Regions from separate parts of the Homo sapiens genome. Here region 2 is linked to region 1. Evidence: read pairs that join two places in POLR2A ChIA-PET (ENCODE). Cell type or tissue: MCF 10A. All regions are shown on one strand.

Region 1 (5,000 bases):
ACCTGTAATCCTAGCACTTTGGGAGGCCAAGGTGGGAGGATTGCTTGAGCTCAGGAGTTCAAGACCAGCCTGGGCAACATGGTGAAACCCCGTCTCTACAAAAAATACAAAAATTAGCTGGGCATGGTGGCATGCATCCCAGCTACTTGGGAAGCTGAGGTGGAAGGATTACCTGAGCCTGGGAAGTCGAGGCTGCAGTGAGCCATGATTGCATCACTGCACTACAGCCTGGGTGATGGAGTGAGACCCTGTCTCAAATATATGTGTATGTGTGTGTGCATATGTGTGTATGTGTATATATATATGCATATATGTCTGTGTGTGTGTGTGTGTGTGTGTGTGTGTGTATGTCATGATAATACATTCCCGAGCTGGGTCTCTTCCCATACATCTGGTAGTGGGCAGATGTATGCAATATATATTTGTGTATATAAATATCTCATAAACTGAGTGTTATGACTAATCCATAATCTAACTCCGTGCCTGATGTCCGATATTTTAAAAACACCCATAAATAAATAAAGCAGGGCAAAAACTGATAGAAGTCAGAGAAGAAAAGGAACAGAGAACTCCCATGTTCAATTATTCATCCATCCATGCAACAAACCTATGATGATCATCTACTCTGTACCAAATGCCATTCTAGACAGAGAGATGAGAACACTGAAAGATAAACAGAACAAGGGACTCACACTTGGAATTGCACCAAGGCTATTATATTATTAGCCTATTCAGATGGGAAACAGAAAATGTAATGGAAGGGGCTATGAAGAAAGGAGATAGGACTGTTCCCATAAACAACTAAGCAGAGTTGAGCTCCAAATTTGGCAGTCTCCAGAGAATAAACCAGAAGCCCACAGAATGACCTACCCTTTTTCAGAAGGATGGAAAAAAGTAGTCTCTCCTAGTTCCTAACATTTTTTATGATCTTTCTTAACTAAAAAGCCTTTAGAATTCACAATGTAAATACTATATTCCTCCAAGAAGCTAGAGGATGATTATAGCAGTGCTCCCTAACGTAGTTTCTGGGGGTTTTTGTTTGAACATTCATTCATTTATTCAACTTATCCAAATTACCTACCATGGGTAGAGCACTATGTTAGATACTGTGGTAAAAACAAACAAACAAACACTAAGAGCTGGATCTGTCCCTAAAGAAAGTTAGTGGGAGACAAGAGAAGTAACTCAACCACTGCACATTACCAAAAGATGCTGGGGCAAGCTAGCACTGGGGTGTGGGAGCCCAGCAAAGGAACACTGTGCTTTACTTTGCTTAATCTCCAGAACACTGTGAACTTTATATCAAAGTATTCAAAACTTAAAGATGAAGAAACAGCTCAGAGAGGTGAAGTGCTTCATCTCAAACCACACAGCTAGGTCGTGCTGGGGCCAGGAACTGCGTGTGTGCCTGATAATGTTACTTATGGCCTGGAACACTTTCCTCCTGGCCAAGCTGCTCTTGTGAGCTACATCAAAAGGTGCTGTCTTAGATTTGGACGGTGTGAAACAGCCCTGGAATGACAATTATATGACTCTATATACACCTGCCCACTATCAGATGTATGGGAAGAGACCCAGCTGGGGAGAGAAATCTGTCTGGCAGAGGTTCAGATGCACGCCCTTGTGGCAGGCACAAAAAGCCCGGCAAGATAAGCATTTAACCAACGTTCATCCATCAACAGCCCCACTACAAATTACCACATTCATGTTTCCACGAACCTCTGCTCCTATAGCCATCACTCACTAAGGTTCCGGAGGCCATGGTGTCTCAAGTGCCCAAACCCAAGCCAGCTGGAGGCCTGATGTATAGGACATCCTGGGCTCCCTTCCTAACTTGGAATTGCTCCTTTGCAAAGACCTTGTTCAGAGCATTCTCCCTTTTGAGAGTCACAAAGGCATTTAGGTGTGGTTACTGAAGATTTGGGCAAGTGTTCTGTGAATTTCCTGAACGTATCCTAAATATACTGGGGTGAGTGGTGAACACCCAGCTCTGCGACTCCCACACACAAGGTTTCATGGCACCAGGGGGTGGAAGATGACATCTCTAATGTGCCTGGTTCCTAGAGATAGGGATTTGGGAGAGAGCTAAAACAAGGGACTCAAAGTTGGTTCCAGGTATTTAAACACACACACACACACCTTTTTTTTTAATTATTATTATACTTTAAGTTCTAGGGTACATGTGCACAACATGCAGGTTTGTTACATATGTATACATGTGCCATGTTGGACACACCCCTTTTTAAAAAGAAGCAGTTAAGCAATTGTCTGCAAAACTCCAAATTCTAGGTGGGGGAGTCCTTTGAATTCATTTCAACTCATTCCATTTAACTCATTTAACTACTCTACATTTTGGAGTAGAATAGATGGAAATTCAAATCCTGATGGCTACCAGTCACAGCTATGGAACGTTAGTTGAATTATGTAGACTCCCTTGAGCTCCATTTTCTCTTTATTATAATGGGTTAATACTGCCTATCTTACGCAGTGGTTTGAAGATTAAATGAGATGTCATCCATGAAGTAGACACCAGGTGGTGTGATCATACCACCATTGGAACCACTGGAGTGCTTGCTGGAAATGCAGACGCTTCTGGACTTAGAATCAGCATCTCTAGTGGGAGCTAGGCATCAGAATTTTATAAAAGCACTCCAAAGGATTCTTCTGCCCACTGCAGTCTGGGAACCTCAGAGGCAGTGACGACTGGCACATATGGGTGCACCACTAGCCATAGACAGTGCTGCAGCAGTCATAGAAGTAGCTACATTGATGGTAGTAATGACAAAAGGAAACATCCATGTGCCAGACGTGGCCCCTTGCACTTTATATGCATTAACTCAATTTCCATGACAAATCTACAAGGTAGACACAAGCATCAGACCCTTTTATAGAGAGGGAAACAGACACAAAGAGGTGGAGCAATTGGTCTAAGTGGTAGAGCCAAGATAGAACCTGAGAATTAGCCCAAGAGGGGATGCTGGAGAAGGGAAGACAAGAGACAAGGAAGAGGGGGAATAGCTGTCTAGCCGTATGAGGTGTAGCATCTGAATCTGCGGGTGCCTCAGAGATTTGGGCACCAGAGATTTGGGCTTGGCCAGAAAACATGTATCTCCCCTGCTGGGCACCACCAGCCTGTGAGTCAGACACAACCAGGTAAGGAGGATATTTTTAAGCTAGGCGTGGTGGCTCACACTTATAATCTCAACACTTTGGGAGACCAAGGTGGGAGGATTACTTGAGCCTAAGAGTTCAAGACCGGCCTGGGCAACAAAGTGACACCCCCTTCTCCACACACACACAAAAAAAATTAGCCGGGCATGGTGGTGCACACCTGTAGTCCCAGCTACTTGGGAGGCTGAGGCTCCCTTGAGCCCAGGAGTTTGAGGCTGCAGTGAGCCATGATCACATCACTACACTCCAGCCTGGGCAACAAAGCAAGACGCTGTCTCTAAAATTAGAAAAAGAAGAAAGAAGCTTCCTTTAGAAAGGAAGATGCTTGCCGTTAGTCTTCTCCCTCCATAGACAACTGAGAACTGTGTTTTTCTATATTGATGTAATATTTCACTATATTTACTCTTTCACTCTCCTGGAAGTTATTTCACACATTCTCCTTGCTCCTCAAACTCCCACCCCCTTCCCCTCACCTCGTGAATTTGCTTAACTTGCTCATCTTCATAATCTACAAACCTCACAACATCTGTACCCATATACCTGCCTACCGTTGGTATGGAGAAGCTCCTGTCCCCTGACACTCACTCTCTCTGTCTCTCTCTCTCCTCTCTCTCTCCCCACTGCATCTCATTTCTTCTAGATCATTCCGATCAGGATTAAAACAAATGTGCTTGAAACAACCTCGCACTTTTCCCCCACTCACTCCATTTGACCCACACTGACTCTCTGGCTGTTTCTCAATCACTCCAAGGCTGCTCCTGCCTCAGGGTCTTTGCACATGCTGTTCGCTCTCCCAGGAACACGCTTCTCCCAGACTGAAGTCTCTTTTCGGCAGTCTTCCTTAGCAACTCCATCTAAAGCAGTGCTGCCCTCTATCTCCGTGTCTATTCCCCTACCCGCTTCTCTTCATCCTCAGCGGAAATTGCAAATCATTTCCTTTTTAAATTATCCTCTTTATTGGATTATAACTGCTCTGAGGGCAGGGCTTCATCAATTTTGCTCACTACTATAAACCTAGATTGGTATCTGGCACAGGGTAGGCACTCAGTATTAGTTGATTTGATTCATAAATTAAAATGGCAGAAACTATATTTAGTTACTCAGAAGTTTTTAACCAACCACAGGAAGGAAGGCAGTAATTGCAGACTGATACCTGTGTCACTAAATTCAGCTATTAGAAAGCACAGTCTAATGAAATCTAGACTCGCTTCTTCTACCCTAATGGAAATCCATGTGTTCCATGAGCAGGGCCTCCCCAGAACCTATTCTCAGCTCCTAACTTCTGACCACTTGCCCGCTCTGGCCAGAAAGCTCCACTCATGCCCAACTCAGCTCTTCCATCTCTGGGCAGAGTCTCACCAGTTTCAGAGACTTCTCAGGTACTCACCTTCCTTGCTTATCATGGCCAAATCAGAGAGGAAAAAGGAAGTGAGAGTTATTCTTTTGGTCACAATATATTTCTTCATTATGATTTATTTCCATTCAAAAAGAGGTTTCCCAGGCAACAATGCCTCATTCTCCTAATCTCCGCACCTCATCACATCTGACCCCTTTTATCAGTGTCTTATTATTTTGACTTTCTTACCAAAATAGATTTCTCAACAATATTTAATTAGAGTTACCACTTATGACAGGGCGTGGTGGCTCATGCCTGTAATCCCAGCACTTTTGGAGGCGGAGATGAGAGGATAGATTGAGCCCAGGAGTTTGAGACCAGCCTGGGCAACATGGCGAAACACCAACTCTACAAAAACTGCAAAAATTAGCTGGGCATGGTGGCACGCCCCTGTAGTTCCAGCTACTCAGGAGGCTGAGGTAGGAGGATCACC
Region 2 (5,000 bases), 51 kb after region 1:
CGTGAGCCACCGTGTCCAGTCCAGACTTGGATTTATTTATTTATTTATTTATTTATTTATTTATTTATTTATTTATTTTTTGTGGAGGCTGGGGAAACAGAGTCTCGCTCTGTCACCAGGCTGGAGTGCAGTGGCATGATCTTGGCTCACTGCAACCTCCGCCTCCCGGATTCAAGCAATTCTCCTGCCTCAGCCTCTCAAGTAGCTGGGACTACAGGTGCGTGCCACCGTGCCCAGCTAATTTTTGTATTTTTAGTAGAGATGGAGTTTCACCATGTTGGCTGGGATGGTTTTGATCTCTCGACCTCATGATCTGCCCGCCTGGGCCTCCCAAAGTGCTGAGATTACAGGCGTGAGACACCGCACCCAGCCCAAACTTGGACTTAAATCCCGGCTCTGTTATTTGGATGAGCCAAGATCCTTACTGCGTGACCTTGACTAACTCATTCCTATGCTCAATTTCCTCATCTTAAAAATAAGAATAATAGGCCAGGCATGGTGGCTCATGCCTGTAATCTCAGCACTTTGGGAGGCTGAGGCAAGTGGATTACTTGAGGCCAGGAGTATGAGATCAGTCTGGCCAATGTGGCAAAACGCTAGCTCTACCAAAAATACAAAAATTAGCCAGGCATGGTCAGTGTCAGGCATGGTTGCAGTGAGCCCAGATTGCGCCACTGCACTCCAGCCTGGGCAACGGATCGAGACTCCATATAAAAGAGGGGAGGGGAGGGGAGAAGAGGGAAGGGAAGGAGAGGGGAGAGGAGGGGCCTTCCTTTAAAAAGTAAAAAATAAAAGAAAAAATGGGACTAGGCCAGGTGCGGTGGCTCACGCCTGTAATCCTAGCACTTTGGGAGGCCAAGATGGGCGGATCACGAGGTCAGGAGTTCGAGATCAGCCTGGCCAATATGGTGAAAACCCATCTCTACTAATAATACAAAAATTAGCCGGGCGTAGTGGCAGGTGCCTGTAATCCCAGCTACTCAGGAGGCTGAGGCAGAAGAATCGCTTGAACCCAGGAGACGGAGGTTACAGTGAGCCGAGATCATGGCACTGCACTCCAGCCTGGGTGACAGAGTGAGATTATCCATCTTAAATAAAAAGAAAAAATGGGAATAATTATCTCAGTCATACATTACTTAACAACAAGGACACATTCTGAGAAATGCACATTAGGTTATTCTTTCATTGCGCAAACATCATAGAGTGCACTTACTACAGACATAGAGAGTGTAGCCGACTGCACATCTAGGCTCTATGGTGTAGCCTATTGCTCCTGGGTGACAAAACTCTATAGCATGCTCCTGAATGGAATACTGTAGGCAATTGTTACACAGTGGTGAGCATTTGCATATCTAAACATATGTAAATGTAGAAAAGTACAGTAAAAAAATGGTATCATAATCTTACAGGGCCACTATCATTTATGCAGCCTATCATTATATATTACATGACTGTACTACCTCATGGGGCTGCTCCTGGAATTAAATGAGTTAAAGCAGTAAATTGTTTAGCACACTGCCTGATACAGAGCAAGATCTCAACTTAGTTGTCCTTGCTGTTACTTATAAGGTTGGAACCAGCAAGCCTGAGAGAAGCTCCTTGGTTTTATTGTAGAGATCAGAAAAATCAAGAAAGAGGTGAAATAGTAATAGCATGCTTGGTAAAGTGCTTTACAGTTTCTGTGATGTATTTTCACGTGCACTGTCTCCTTTAAAGGCTAGAGGACTGGCCCCATCTCTCGCCACACCATTTATGATTGTGTGCATATCATACTGAGAGGAGATTTGGAAGTTATCCAGGGAATGTGATGTGTATAGACCCCAAACAGAAGGAACGTTGGGGACTTTCCATCTTAGCTGGAGAGGAGCTTGGGATGGAGGATAGGAAGGAGGTCACCGGGGGTCACTGCTGCCTTACTCCTTGCTATCCACAGAAGAATTCCACAGGAGGCAGAACAGTGTGATGGGGAGTTAAAGGGCAGCCTCAAGCAAGAGACTGCCTGTTGCTGAAGCCTGACTTGCCATTTCTCACTTTCCTCATCTGTAAAATGGGGTCGTCCCAGTGCCCACTTCACTGAGCAAGGATGAGGATGAAATAAGCTAGTGTATGCAGAAGATACGCCACGTGGTCCAGAGTAAGCACTTTGCACTGAGTGAGCATTAGCTCAAGATTCCTGACCTCCAGTAAATGTGCCGGCCATAGGGTGACAGGAGCACCTGCCCATTTCTTTGCTAGACATTGCCACCTAGATGCCCCATAGGCACTTGAAACCCACCATGTCCAACCCTGAACTCATCATTTTTTTCCAAAGCCTGTCCTTCGTACGGTGTTTCCAATCTTCAAGAATTGGCACCAAGATCAGCCAGGCACTGGAACCAGAAATCAGGAGTCAATCCACTTTCCTATTCCCTCCTCTCCTGCACATACAATCACAGACCAAGGCTGTGGAGTTTAGCTCCTTAAAATGTCTCTGGTCTGTCTAATCTTCCCATACCCACTGTTGCTGCCTCTTAGTAAATTAAGCCCTTGAAGGAAAATGAAATATTTATAGCTTTTCACAAAGCTTGGTTTCTAGAACCTTATAGAAAACCAGGATGGCCAGCCCAGCTGGAGAGGAATCCCCAAGACCATCCTAAAGGGAGGAGAGGCCCCGACTAGAGATCTTGTTATGACAATAGACACTTGCTGTTTGCAGATGGTCTTTTGAAGGTATTTGGGGTTAAAGTGAAATGACAGAGTCCCTGAAAATGAATTACAGTCTATCATTCTTGTGTGTTTACCTTTCAGGAAAAGCTAGCAGAGCTGTTCCCTGGTGCATATTACATTGTCTGCCTGATTCACCCTACCAGACTTCATTTTGGCCTTGTGCAATCTCTTTGTTAAAAGGCTTTGTTTCATGATTCATTATACAGGTCAAACCTCCCTTGCCATTTCTTTGCCTAGTTACTGACAGCTGGAACAAATTAGACCCAGCCTGGTGCCTAAGCTGCAACACTGGTGTGAAAACCATGGTTGCAGTTTGCCTTGAAAACTCCAGGATAGCAAAATTTACACGGTCAGGAAAGGCAAATTGTTCATCTGAAATTGGAGGTGATTTTTTTCCCTTCTAAATGAGCCAGGAAACTATTCAAAGTATGTTTGCTGTTAGCTTATCACTCTCCACCCTGCCATTCTCTCATTCAGGTATGTACAAGGGCGTACGCCTGTGTATGTGCTGAAGGACTTCTGAAATGAAATCCTCACACCCACAAATACTGCTGCCACTGTCCTTTCATTTTAGAGGGCTTGTTGAGTAGCTGAAATTGTTGGTATTTTCTTTTGAGCTTAGAAAAAGCACTGTATTTAATACGATATCAATATATTTAAAAGGCATATTACGCAAAAGGCCTTTTGAGTCGCGTAGATGTTTTAAACCCACTCACAAAAAATGCTTTCATTAAACAATGTGAATACTTTTATAAAATTTCCTAAGACCATCAAAATTCTTTATTAGTACCAATACTCTGGATTTAATTTTGCCTATTGATTCTGACTTCGTAAAGAAAAGTAAATAGAGGAAAGGAAACTGGCACTTAATCAGCATTTATGGTGTGTTGGGTACAATATTAGGCAAAAATCAGCATCATTTAATACCGTCAACTTCAAGGCAGGTACTGTGATCTCCATCTAAGCAAGAGGAAACTGAGATTCCCAAGGGCCAACTTACTTGTGCAGGGCTGGGGTGAGCTGTCTGGTCCCAAAGCCAGTTCTTCCCTCTCGTCGACTGTTCTCTACAAACTCATATCAATTATTTTAGAGAAGAAGATTGTACTACAGTCAGCTCTGCCACCCATTTAGAAGACCTGTTTTCCACTTCCATGCTTTCCATAGGTATGGCTCCAAAATTAACTTTGTAGCTTTAAAATAACCCAGTAGGCCCAGTGCAGTGGCTCACGCCTGTAATCCCAGCACTTTGGGAGGCTGAGGTGGGTAGATTGCTTGAGCCCAGGAGTTCGAGACCAGCCTAGGCCACACAGCGAGAACCTCTCTACAAAAAATAAAATAATTAGCCGGGCATGGTGGCATGCGCCTGGGGTCTCAGCTACTCAGGATGCTGAGGTGGGAGGATGGCTTGAGCCTGAGAGGTCGAGGCTGCAGTGAGTCATAACTATGCTACTGCACTCCAGCCTGGGCAGCAGAGTGAGTCCCTGTCTCAAACAAACAAAACGATCCAACAGTGGAATGAAGGATCCATATGAAGACATGTAATGGCATTATTTGCCCTAAGTTCCTTGTTCTCAAGTCAAACCTCTGGCAAGTTCCAGCTGAAGCAAAGAAAATTAGATGGAGGGGCCGGGCACGGTGGCTCACACCTGTAATCCCAGCACTTTGGGAGGCCAAGGCGGGAGGATCACGAGGTCAAGAGTACAAGACCATCCTGGCCAACGTGGTGAAACTCTGTCTCTACTAAAAATACAAAAATTAGCTGGGCATGGTGGCGCACGCCTGTAGTCCCAGCTACTCAGAAGGCTGAGGCAGGAGAATCACTTGAACCCAGGAAGGGGAGGTTGCAGTGAGCCAAGATCACACCACTGCACTCCAGCCTGGCGACAGAGTGAGACTCCATCTCAAAAACAAAACAAACAAACAAAAAAAGAAAATTAGGTGGAGGAAAAGTGAAACATTCACACAGGTAGTTGGAATCAGATAGAAAGCATTGAGGGCTTAGGAAACGGGCAGGTAAACTCTTTTGAGAGGTCAGAATTGGGAGAAATTTTGCCCCACTTAGAGGTGAGGAAAGATTTGGAGTGTTTCTGGGAGGAAATAGCATTCGAGCAGAGCCTTGGCCTTGAAGGATGGAGGAAAATTCATTTCAAGCAAAAAGGAAACTGGGTGAACAAAAACACAACAGAGGCAGGAAAGTGAGAACATTAGTGGGAAATAGGTTATTAATAGTGCTGGATTATCAACAACACTGCTCTTCATAGCCATGTGGTGGCTCAGGTGTCTGGAATCCAACA

What was found. Peaks named below come from ENCODE experiments on the same cell type or tissue, not always from the same donor. Only the 100,000 strongest peaks of a DNase experiment are listed, where the experiment ranks them.
Region 2: POLR2A ChIA-PET joins it to region 1 with 8 read pairs; 3 of 35 experiments call an interaction of 5 or more read pairs at or near these places.

What each region holds. Positions count from the first base shown.
Region 1 is chr18:23,700,798-23,705,797 of GRCh38, reverse strand. All of the region lies in intron 1 of LAMA3 (laminin subunit alpha 3), which reads right to left. Among named protein-coding and RNA genes, the nearest start is that of LAMA3, 14 kb to the right of the region's middle. In MCF 10A, a CTCF peak has its summit at 2,539; a DNase peak (open chromatin) is centred at 2,547.
Region 2 is chr18:23,649,358-23,654,357 of GRCh38, reverse strand. The region is part of intron 1 of ANKRD29 (ankyrin repeat domain 29); the gene reads left to right. Among named protein-coding and RNA genes, the nearest start is that of ANKRD29, 11 kb to the left of the region's middle. In MCF 10A, no CTCF peak of the experiment used is centred here; a DNase peak (open chromatin) is centred at 2,877.